Linked DNA regions of Homo sapiens: region 1 is linked to region 2. Evidence: chromatin loops called from intact Hi-C (ENCODE). Cell type or tissue: PC-9. All regions are shown on one strand.

Region 1 (5,000 bases), 340 kb before region 2:
GGACACTCATTAAGGACTACGTTAAAGAATATCCTGGGGTCTCTATTGCAAGAATGTATCCCTACTAGGGTCTTGAGAGAGAGGACTTCCCAGGCATGGAGGCCCAGGCCTATTTAGCTGATTCAAAACCCAGATCCATCCCCTGGTCTCTCACTGTCTGATTTCTTGTTTCACTCCCAAATGACCATCACGTAAGCCAGAGAAAGCTCCTTCCACCACAGAACCCACCCCTGGCTTCTTTAAGCTGTGAAGTCCAGATCAAACACATCTCCAGCTCAAAAAAGGAAGAAATCACAGCTCTGTCCCAAATAAGGACCTTTTTCTCCGAGGCTTTATCCTCTGCCCCAATATTAAGGTCTGGTCTCCCCCACTACTCATGATAACCATTACCCTCATCCACAAGGGTGTGATCTGACCCTGAAGCCCGCAAAAGACAGTCATTTAACAATTGACACCAATATATTAACCAACGTTCAAGCCATACAGTCTTTACCAGAGTCACTGTGTTAAATATCCACAAAGATAAATAATCACAGCATTGACAAAGGCCAAATTAGTGATACAACTTATTCTGTGCTATCAGACTGCAATGATGGCAAAGATAAAGTGATACGTTTCTGTTTTTCATGACACTGAAGGAACTTAGTGTACCCAGATCAACATTTATGTAAAGAAATAGAACAGACTCGGCCGGGTGCGGTGGCTCACGCCTGTAATCCCAGCATTTTGGGAGGCCGAGGCAGGCGGATCACGAGGTCAGGAGATCGAGACCATCCTGGCTCACACGGTGAGACCCTGTCTCTACTAAAAATACAAAAACTTAGCCGGGCGTGGTGGCGGGAGCCTGTAGTCCCAGCTACTCAGGAGGCTGAGGCAGGAGAATGGCGTGAACCCGGGAGGCGGAGCTTGCAGTGAGCCGAGATCACGCCACTGCACTCCAGCCTGGGCGACAGAGCAAGACTCCGTCTCAAAAAAAATAGAACAGAGTCATAGACTAGACTAGACTAGACTAGACTAGAATAGACCAGACCAGAGTACAATCCATATCTGGGTTCAAAATGATGCTACTTTTACTAGCACTGACCTTGGGGAATGTACTTAAACCTTTGCTACTCAGTGTCTTCATCTATGAAGTGGGGATAATAGGTTCTCCCACGTAGGGTTATGAGGGTTTAGTGGGTTAATATTTTTAAGGGGCTTAAAACAGTGCCCGGAACATACTGTAAGTATTTGTTAAATACATTACACTGTGTGAATGTGTGTGTGTTTGTGTGGACTGGGTTGTGATCAAAGTTTGGAAAAACTCAAAGGTAAAGGAAGTGAGACCCAAACCTAACTTCAGTAGACAGAAAGAACACAGCTAAGCCAAAGAGGTGTGTGTGGGGGGTGGGGGCACTTTCTAGGGTAGGAATCACAGAATGTGGGGGTCTGGATTTAAGCCTCTCCTTCCACAGTTTGGGGAGCTAACAAGATGGGGGAGGGGAACATTAAAGAGGAGAGAAAGTTGTTGTTTTACTTTACGTAGAATTCTTTTGTACTCAAATCCCCTTTGTCAGGGCCCAGATGTTTTAAAAATGATGCCAAGCTGTGATAAAAACAGACGCACATGCAGGAAACAGAGCACATCCAGCAAGGAAGACTGTTGGGTAATTCAGTTTATTAACGACACGTTCTATGTGGTAACTATTTGCAGATGATCATAAAATATATCCCCGACAGTCATTTCTTTTGGTTGTTATTGTTTTCAAAGTTTCATCTCTAAAATCTCTTAAAACCACTTGCCCAGCTGTGCTGAAAACAACTTACAATCAGACAATTATTTAACCCTAAGCAGGCATAAGGAGGAAGGACAATATGGTTTGAAGGTTTCTGCTCCTATATGTTGGAACCCAGCACAAAGAGGGATGCTTGCTACTTCCAAGAACCTGCACAAATAATTTGGATCATGATAAGATCACTCTGAATTGGTTATGCCCATCTAACTTAGATCATTGGATAAAATTTCGAACCCAAGAATCTTGACATGAGAGCTCACCTGATGATGCTTAATTGATGATATATTACCATCCAATGCCACCTGACTTATTCCTGAACAGGAGCAGGACTGGCAGGGAGGTGGGGGTAATAAAGGTGGAGGCCGATTATATTCAACTGTACTTAATCTCAGTGGCAGTGAAAGGGCCCTTCATTTGAATCAATTAAAAAAAACCTGCAGGGAAGAACGAGACCTTAAGGAGTCTTAAAATATCATCAGTGATAAAATATCATCAGTCAAGTGGGCTGTAGGTAATATGCTACTATCAACCCCCAGTCTATAGATGAACCAACCAAACCAAAAGAGATTAAGCAACTTGGACGGTGAAGCTAATAAAAGGGAAAGGAATATAGTGACCAAACCCAAGAAGCCCAGAGTGTTCTCGGTGCTGTATCGCTTGGGGCTTTCCTCATCTTTGTTTCTATTATTCAAGAATATAGTGTGTGTTACAAGTCAGGTATCAAATGTGTAAATAGGTATCGTGCCTGAAAGAAATATGTCCCGATGACCTGTAGGACTGGATTGTCTGAATTACAGTCCTTGCGACTGAATCCAGTTGGCGTGATGTAAGCATAAACGCACTCCACGTTTCATGAATAAGCTTAACGATAACAGAAAATACTTTCCTTCAGATTGCCTGGTGATTAAGGTAGTGGACATCTACCAAGCTCACGCTTAGGGAGGACGAACAACAGGTTTATCAACACTATACTTCACGGAGTGTCAGTCATGAGGTTTTCATGGAGAAGCCAGTTGTTTTGTTTGTTTTCTTAATGACATATTTTCATGTAGTTGGGAAGGGGTGTGCCCATTCAGAGCTTGACTATGACACCAGGAAGTAGAGCATTAGAGTGAAACCCATGAGACAATGACCTTAAGTACAGGTGGTTGCCACAGTGTCTATTATTAGGATCAGTGAAATACACTCAGAAGTCGTGTTGCAAGATGGCAGGATGGAAGGCCAGTTTCCCCTGACAAAGTGCAAAGGCATGCTATAAACACTTGCATGAACAAACAGCCTTTGCAGCAACCACAACCAGGAGGAAAATTAGAGGACATTTTCCACAACAAAAGCAGTATTGTTTTCCTGTGGTCACTCTGAAATTCATCCTTTGTTGCAGAAGACGCTGAGGCTCCATCATGGAACTGTGGCATCCCACCCAGCATTCTCCCTGTGGGCCGAAGTGATGGGATAAATTGATTCACAGCGAACTGTTCCTTCTGGCTAGGGATCCCACATCTTCAGTTCAATAGGAAAGAGTTCTCCAAAGAACAATGAGGTATAGTGGGCCAAGCCGATCAAGCAGACGTGGTACATCCAATTCTCTCTCAGGGGCTGGGACCCTGGCTGACCTAAGCCAGGACGACTACCTCTGGGCTCCCATTTCCTCATCTTCATGGTGGGGCTCCCCATGCCGGTCCTTAGTAACGATATTTTTACTATATATATGCATATAGCTCTTCCATAAGGCTTCTCCTAATTTTTATTTTTTAAGGTATGGAAGCCAAAACCTGTTTGCTAAGGGAAATGAAAAGCTTACAAGAAAACACATTTTGGTTGTGTAACAGACACGGACGATGCCAGACAACTGTCTGGGTTCATGTAAAGTCAGAGGGGGAATTACACAAACAGGGATAACAGGGAATCTCGGTAAAGCCTCCTGCCGGAGAGGCCTCCATCATCCTATGACTCCACAAATGCTCTCTCCCCACCCACTCCCGCCCCCAGTTGGGAGGTGAGTCATCTCTGCCGTTTCATCAAGGTGTGCCTAGACTGATTTTTGCCTTCTCGGTATCAAAGTACATGTGATTCAAGAACATTTGTTAATTCAACAAGGATGTGTATGAATCTCTTAAGTTCTCTGGCAGAATGGGATGGGGCATAAAAAAGTAATACTATTATAATTTAGTAAGCTCTAACAACATGCTAGACACCGAGGGTATAAAAGGTGAATAAGACCTGGACCCAGGTTTCAAGGGGCTCAAGATCTAGTGAGAAGCCTGACAGGTGAACAGATCACACAGGGTCAACACTACACTAGAAGTAGCCACAGAGTGTGCAGAAGACACAAGACATTGCCTACAATCCAAAGGCATGTTTATGCCATTTCTGCCATCTGTTTTTGGACCGGCAGAAATTCTTGAGAAAAGCATGTGGTTTTCAGAGGGTCCCCACCCTATCCCCCTTTACCTGGTCAGGTAAAAATGAAAGAAAATAATACAGGTGGAGTTCTGAGTGACACGATTTGCTGTAAGTTCAGTTAAGCTAGGAAAGCTCATTTCTAAAGAACTTCCTGTAAACAAGGTCCATGACTGTCTCCAGCTCATGATGAATAAATGAAATAATTGATCGCAACAGACACGTTGCCTCAAAGAAAGTGTCTCACACAATAATATGTCTTTTATTTTTCCTGTTCTGGGGTGTGGTTAGGTTGACTTTCCCTTGGTTAAGGGACTTTTGAGTCTGACTACAAAAGGTTAAGTGCAGTTGCAAAGTTGAAAGGACCCAGACAGGAAGTATTTGCTATTTGATAGGTAAAAAGAAAATCCCTTGATGTTACAAAATTAAAACAAAACAAAACAAATCAAAACCTGGGTGAAAACATTTTTAGCTCATGAGCTTGAATTTTAAATCTTATGATGATCTCCTCCTTTCCAATACTTTCTCATCCGCAGATATGGTATAAAATTCAATTACAATAGAAGATAGTACGTGCTGCTTTACTTGCCACCTCATTTCCAATCCAGAATACTGGATGCATTTTGTGAAACAAAGCCATAGGAATACAGAAATGTTCATTTCATTCTCCTTTTAAGCGCCAGCCATTGAGACCTTCCAACTACTTATAGATCGAGATATTGAACTCTGCAAAATGGTTTTCTTTGCTGTGATTTCTTTGCTATGTTTTCATCTGCTTAGAAGGATGAAAAACTCACCACTTTCCTTCTCTCTCAGATTTTGATA
Region 2 (5,000 bases):
AACATAATATATTATAGCTCATCTATAGCCTGAAGAATTATGTGCTCTTAAAAGGATTGGCTGAAAAGAAAGAAAAGGAAGGAAGACAGGAATCTTCTAAAACTAACTATATAACTTAGAAATGAGAGAAGCGTCCCTTAAATTCAGATCTGAATCTTGTTCACATCGGAGACGTGAGCATTTCAAGGTGATGGGCTGGAAATGAACTTTGCTAGTAGGGACTTTCAACCCCTTCTCTCTGTGAGTTCTGCTGAGGGCCACTGGGCACGTGGCGGGCTTCTCCTAAAGAGAGTCATGTACGTCTGCAAGATTAAAAAAAAAAAAAGGCAGGGTAAAGTCTGTAGCTGAAGGTTGACAGACTTCCTTCCGCACTTGGGTTTTTCTCCCTTCTAAGGGCCGTTTGAAAGTTCTTCTTGTGCTTCTAACTTAGCAGAAACCACATCATGTCTTTTGTCATCATCTTTGCTCACCACTGGAGACCCTGGTGGTTAGAGAGGGAAAGTCCCTTTGGATGGTGCCTATGGGGGTAGAAGGTGTTGGGAGCCAGCAGGGGGTCCGGGTGGAGAGGGAAGAAGAGAGGAGAGGTCATCAAGCTTGCCTTTCTGGCCCAGGCAATATACCCACCCCGGCTAGACTTTCCAATCCTCAGAGTGGCAAAGTATATCTTTTTGGTTATTCACTATGTCCCTGGTTATGTTGGGTTGCTGAGGGAATAGCTAGGGGTCTCCAATCTTTTGGCTACCCTGGGCCACAAGGGAAGGAGGAGAATTGTCCTGGGCCACACATAAAATACACCAACACTAACGACAGCTGACGCGCTTAAAAAATAGTCGCAAAAAAATCTCATAAAGTTGGCTGGGCGTGGTGGCTCATGCCTATAATCCCAGCACTTTGGGGGGCCAAGGTGGGTGGATCATGATGTCAGGAGTTCAAGACCAGCCTGGCCAAGATGGTGAAACCCCATCTCTACTAAAAAATACAAAAATTAGCCGGGCGCAGTGGCAGGCGCCTGTAATCGCAGCTACTTGGGAGGCTGAGGCAGAACAATCGCTTGAACCCGGGTGGCAGAGTCTGCAGTGAGCCGAGATCACACCACTGCACACTAGCCTGGGCAACAGAGCAAGACTCTGTCTCAAAAAAAAAAAATCATAATGTTTTAAGAAAGTTTACGAATTTGTGTTGGGCACCTTCAAAGCCATCCTGGGCTGCATGTGGCCTGCGGGTCACAAGTTGGACAAGCTTGGAACAGATCATTAAACAAAAGAAAACAATTTACTTCAAGAGCTCCGAGTTTCTGGAAAGCCCAAAGAGTGGCCACAGTGACCTCTGTGTGGCCTGAGAATAGCTTTTACCTGCCTTCCTGGCACAGAAATTACCTGGAGGTGGATTGGAAGCAGAAGTAGGGAATAGGAACACAGCTATATATTCGGTTTGAGCTCTTTTAGAGTAGATGCTATAGAGACATTCTATTCTCTTTTTTATTGTGATAAAAGATAGAACCTACATTTACCATCGGAATCACTGTGCAGATAGTGTATGGTAGTATTAGCTATAGGCACATTGTGCAACAGATCTCTAGAGCTTTTTCATCTTGCAAAACTGAAACTGTATACCCATGGAACAACAGCTCCCTGCTCCCCTCCCCCTCAGCTCCTGGGTAGTGACATTTCTTGATCGTGCTGTTAACCATGAGTACTTTTCTTCGGTTAAGTCTACAAACTTGATTTCCATACCAAGACCTGTTTTGAGTTCACACACCAGCTGACCTGCTTCAGGAGCAGTTCAGATTCACTCTGCCATGAATATTCATCACTCACTATGGGTCATGATCACAAATGCATGTCCTCAGCACTCTGGCTGGGCTTCAGCAATTTATGGAGTTGTTATTTGCACCACCAAACCAGTCAGGAATGAAAATAACAATCAACTCCTTAAATGTTTACAAGCCTCCTGGGCTATTGCACATGTAATTTAGAGCTGCCATCTTGTCTCCTTCTTTCTGTCAGTGGAATGGAATGTCCCCTCCAGTAACTTGTTGGCTTTAGGAACATGGGGAATAGAAGGCTCCTCAACCTGAATTGTCTAGTCAAGGCTTGGCTGAAGTCCTCTTTGGTAGCAAGGTGTTTGGGTTCTCATTGCTCTGCAATGCTTCCTTATACAAGTCACTTGAAAACAAACCTTCCCCGCAGGTTGTCCTTGGAAGCAGAGCAGGAGGCAGGTAAGTACTCTCACCCAATCAGCACAATCAATTTGTCATTCCCTGAAAATAGAGTCGTCCCTCCAGTCTGTCCAGGTCGGTGGGGATAGAGAGGAAGGCCCAGCTGCCTTTGAGCAATGCCACATTCCAGTGGGGAGTGGTTCCCCCACATTCACCGCACTAGGGCGGGCGTGTTGTGCCTCGTGCCTGCAGCCACCCTTGAAGTGTTGTTGTTAAACAACAGTCATGAACTCTGGAATGTCTCTGGTCATTTATAGCGTGACTGTGTCACTCTGTAAATGACACTGTCAAGCTTCAAGGCCTAGAATGAAGTTGGTTTGCTTTTCAATAGATCATAGTCCCGCCCAAAACAAAGCTTCCAGGCTTTTACAATGTACTTCTTACTCTGAAACTCCTAAGAGAATAGAAATGCTAGGGAGATAAAATACAGGAATAGACTACAAATCACACTCCAGTCATCTTACAGGCCCTTTAAAACACATAGAACAATTTGACCATACTATTTGCAAATAAGCAGCTTTCTGGAAATTAGCTGGGCTCTTCTTAAAGCAATTTTTGTCTTCTCTCACCCTTGTCTTGACTTTTCCTTCTTTGGTTCATTTCCTTCATGAGATAAATGAAGAGCGCAAGAGATTGAGGTTCCAAAGAACATGTGATTCGTGAGTCATGTCTATTTTTTCTCTATAGTGTTCATTGAAAATTCATTGTTCCAGTAGAAGAAACAGAAAGTTAAAATGAACATTAAATACTGCTTTTGCTATTTCTGTAATACAGCAATAATTATGAAAATAATGCTTCTCATTTGATTTATGCTGTATAAGTTACTATGGTCTGTTGGTCACTGTCTCATTTTATCCTCACAAATACCCTCCGAGATAACTTTATTATTTCCATTTCGTATACAAGAAAACTGAGGCCCTGCGAGGTCAAATAAATTAGATAATGCAGGAAAAAACCTTAACCCAGTGCTCATACAAAATAATCCACAGTTAACATCTTTAAGGAACTTGCTTGACATCACACACGTAGGAACTGTGATGAGGACTGTGACCTTCATATGCTGTGGTCAATACTCACTCCACCTCAGCAGAGCAGCCTTAGGCCATAAAATACACAGATATTTAAAGAGAAATATGGTTTTAAACCTATTCTGCAACCTACAGCTTATTATGTACTAGCTATGAAGGTAGGTTTGTGGAGGATTCACGAAACGTAATTCCCATAGTCTTGTGTTCTTTTGACCCATTCCTTACAAGAAAAAAGTGCTTACAAAATCCTTCCTACTGTCCCTCTTACTTTTAAATCCCTTTCATCAAATAGGTTGAGTCAATACATGAATCCTGAGATTTTTAACATTTTTTGTTCTCAAGTTGTAGGTTTTCCATTGTATTCATGAAAGGTAAGTCCTGCATTTTTACTGATTCATTCATTCATTCTATGAACATTTATTACCTGCCTATTATACTTCAAACATGGGCCAAGCTGGGCCTGAAGGCCAGGTCCAAATATGACCAGGACCTTGACCTCAAAGAAATACTTGCTTCATGAAGGAGAGAGCAATGTACAATCTGATTAATGTTATTGGTCTCTTTTAAATAAATTGGTTCTATTAATATCTGCTAAGATGGATCACTGAATTAGAAATACTAATACCCAGCCTTTATTTTGTAGCATTTAATTTGATGAGTGTTTGGGGATCCTTCACATATATTCACCTTTGGTTTAATAAGGTTATTTAAGTAACAGCAGTGTATACTGACAATATTTGAGTTCCGATATCTAATAGAAAACTCACATTCTACTTATTATATTTGTACTAGCCCCCAAGAGCATTGCCAGAACGGAGTTTCAACAACAAAAATCATTGTTGAACATGACTATGCCCCACAATGAAAATACGAGTTATTATAAATCAGTGAGGGCTGGGCACAGTGGCTCACGCCTATAATCCCAACACTTTGGGAGGCTGAGGTGGGCAGATCACTTGAGGTCAGGAGTTCGAGACCTGCCTGGCCAACATGACAAAACCCCGTCTCTACTAAAAATACAAAAATTAGCTGGGCATGGTGGTGCACACCCGTAGTCCCAGCTACTCAAGAGACGGAGGCAGGAGAATCACCTGAACCCCAGAGACAGAGGTTGCAATGAGCTGAGATCACACCACTGCACTCCAGCCTGGGTAACAGAGCATGACTCTGTCTCAAAAAAATATCATTCAACCAATCAATGAGAGTTTAGGAGTAGATTGTCTGTTCCTTGCAATAGAACTACAGTATCATTTTCAGGTACATCTTCAGAAACATGAGTTTCTGGATGAGATCACAAACCAAAAAAACTCTAAGTTTTTTTTTTTTTTAACATTGTATAAAACACTCTCTGCTGAGATGTCTTAGGCTTTGCATTCAACCATCCTAGCATCTCATGAGGATGCACAAAACCATTTCAGGCTAGCCATTATTTTATATCAAAAGAGTGCATTCCCAGAACCATAGCAATACTGGGGAGGCGGGTAAGGGGAGCATCAGTGTCATGAAATGGAACAAGCAAGATACTCTGGGGGATACTGGTGGGACAGGTGATCAAGAGACCTGAGTTTAATCCTGGTTTGGCTGCCTGGGTGACTTTAGCAAGACATGTAACCTCCCTGCGTGTTTCCACATCTGTTAAATGTAGCAGTTAACCCAAATGACCTCTTGAGTCCATTTCTACAAACCAAGGAATGTAAAGCTTATTGCTCATTTTAATAAAGCTGTATGAACATTAAAAATATTGTTGAAACATT

The links. Hi-C counts contacts between places; a loop is a spot of excess contacts. Peaks named below come from ENCODE experiments on the same cell type or tissue, not always from the same donor. Only the 100,000 strongest peaks of a DNase experiment are listed, where the experiment ranks them.
Region 1: a loop joins it to region 2, with 10 times the contacts of the local background. A loop is called at or near these places in 1 of 110 quality-filtered maps.

The regions. Positions count from the first base shown.
Region 1 is chr6:105,777,686-105,782,685 of GRCh38, forward strand. No RefSeq gene overlaps it. Among named protein-coding and RNA genes, the nearest start is that of LINC02836, 150 kb to the left of the region's middle. RefSeq lists a silencer at 2,815-3,015. In PC-9, no CTCF peak of the experiment used is centred here; a DNase peak (open chromatin) is centred at 2,776; H3K27ac peaks cover 2,397 bases.
Region 2 is chr6:106,117,372-106,122,371 of GRCh38, forward strand. No RefSeq gene overlaps it. Among named protein-coding and RNA genes, the nearest start is that of PRDM1, 34 kb to the left of the region's middle. In PC-9, no CTCF peak of the experiment used is centred here; a DNase peak (open chromatin) is centred at 2,340; H3K4me3 peaks cover 888 bases; H3K27ac peaks cover 2,531 bases.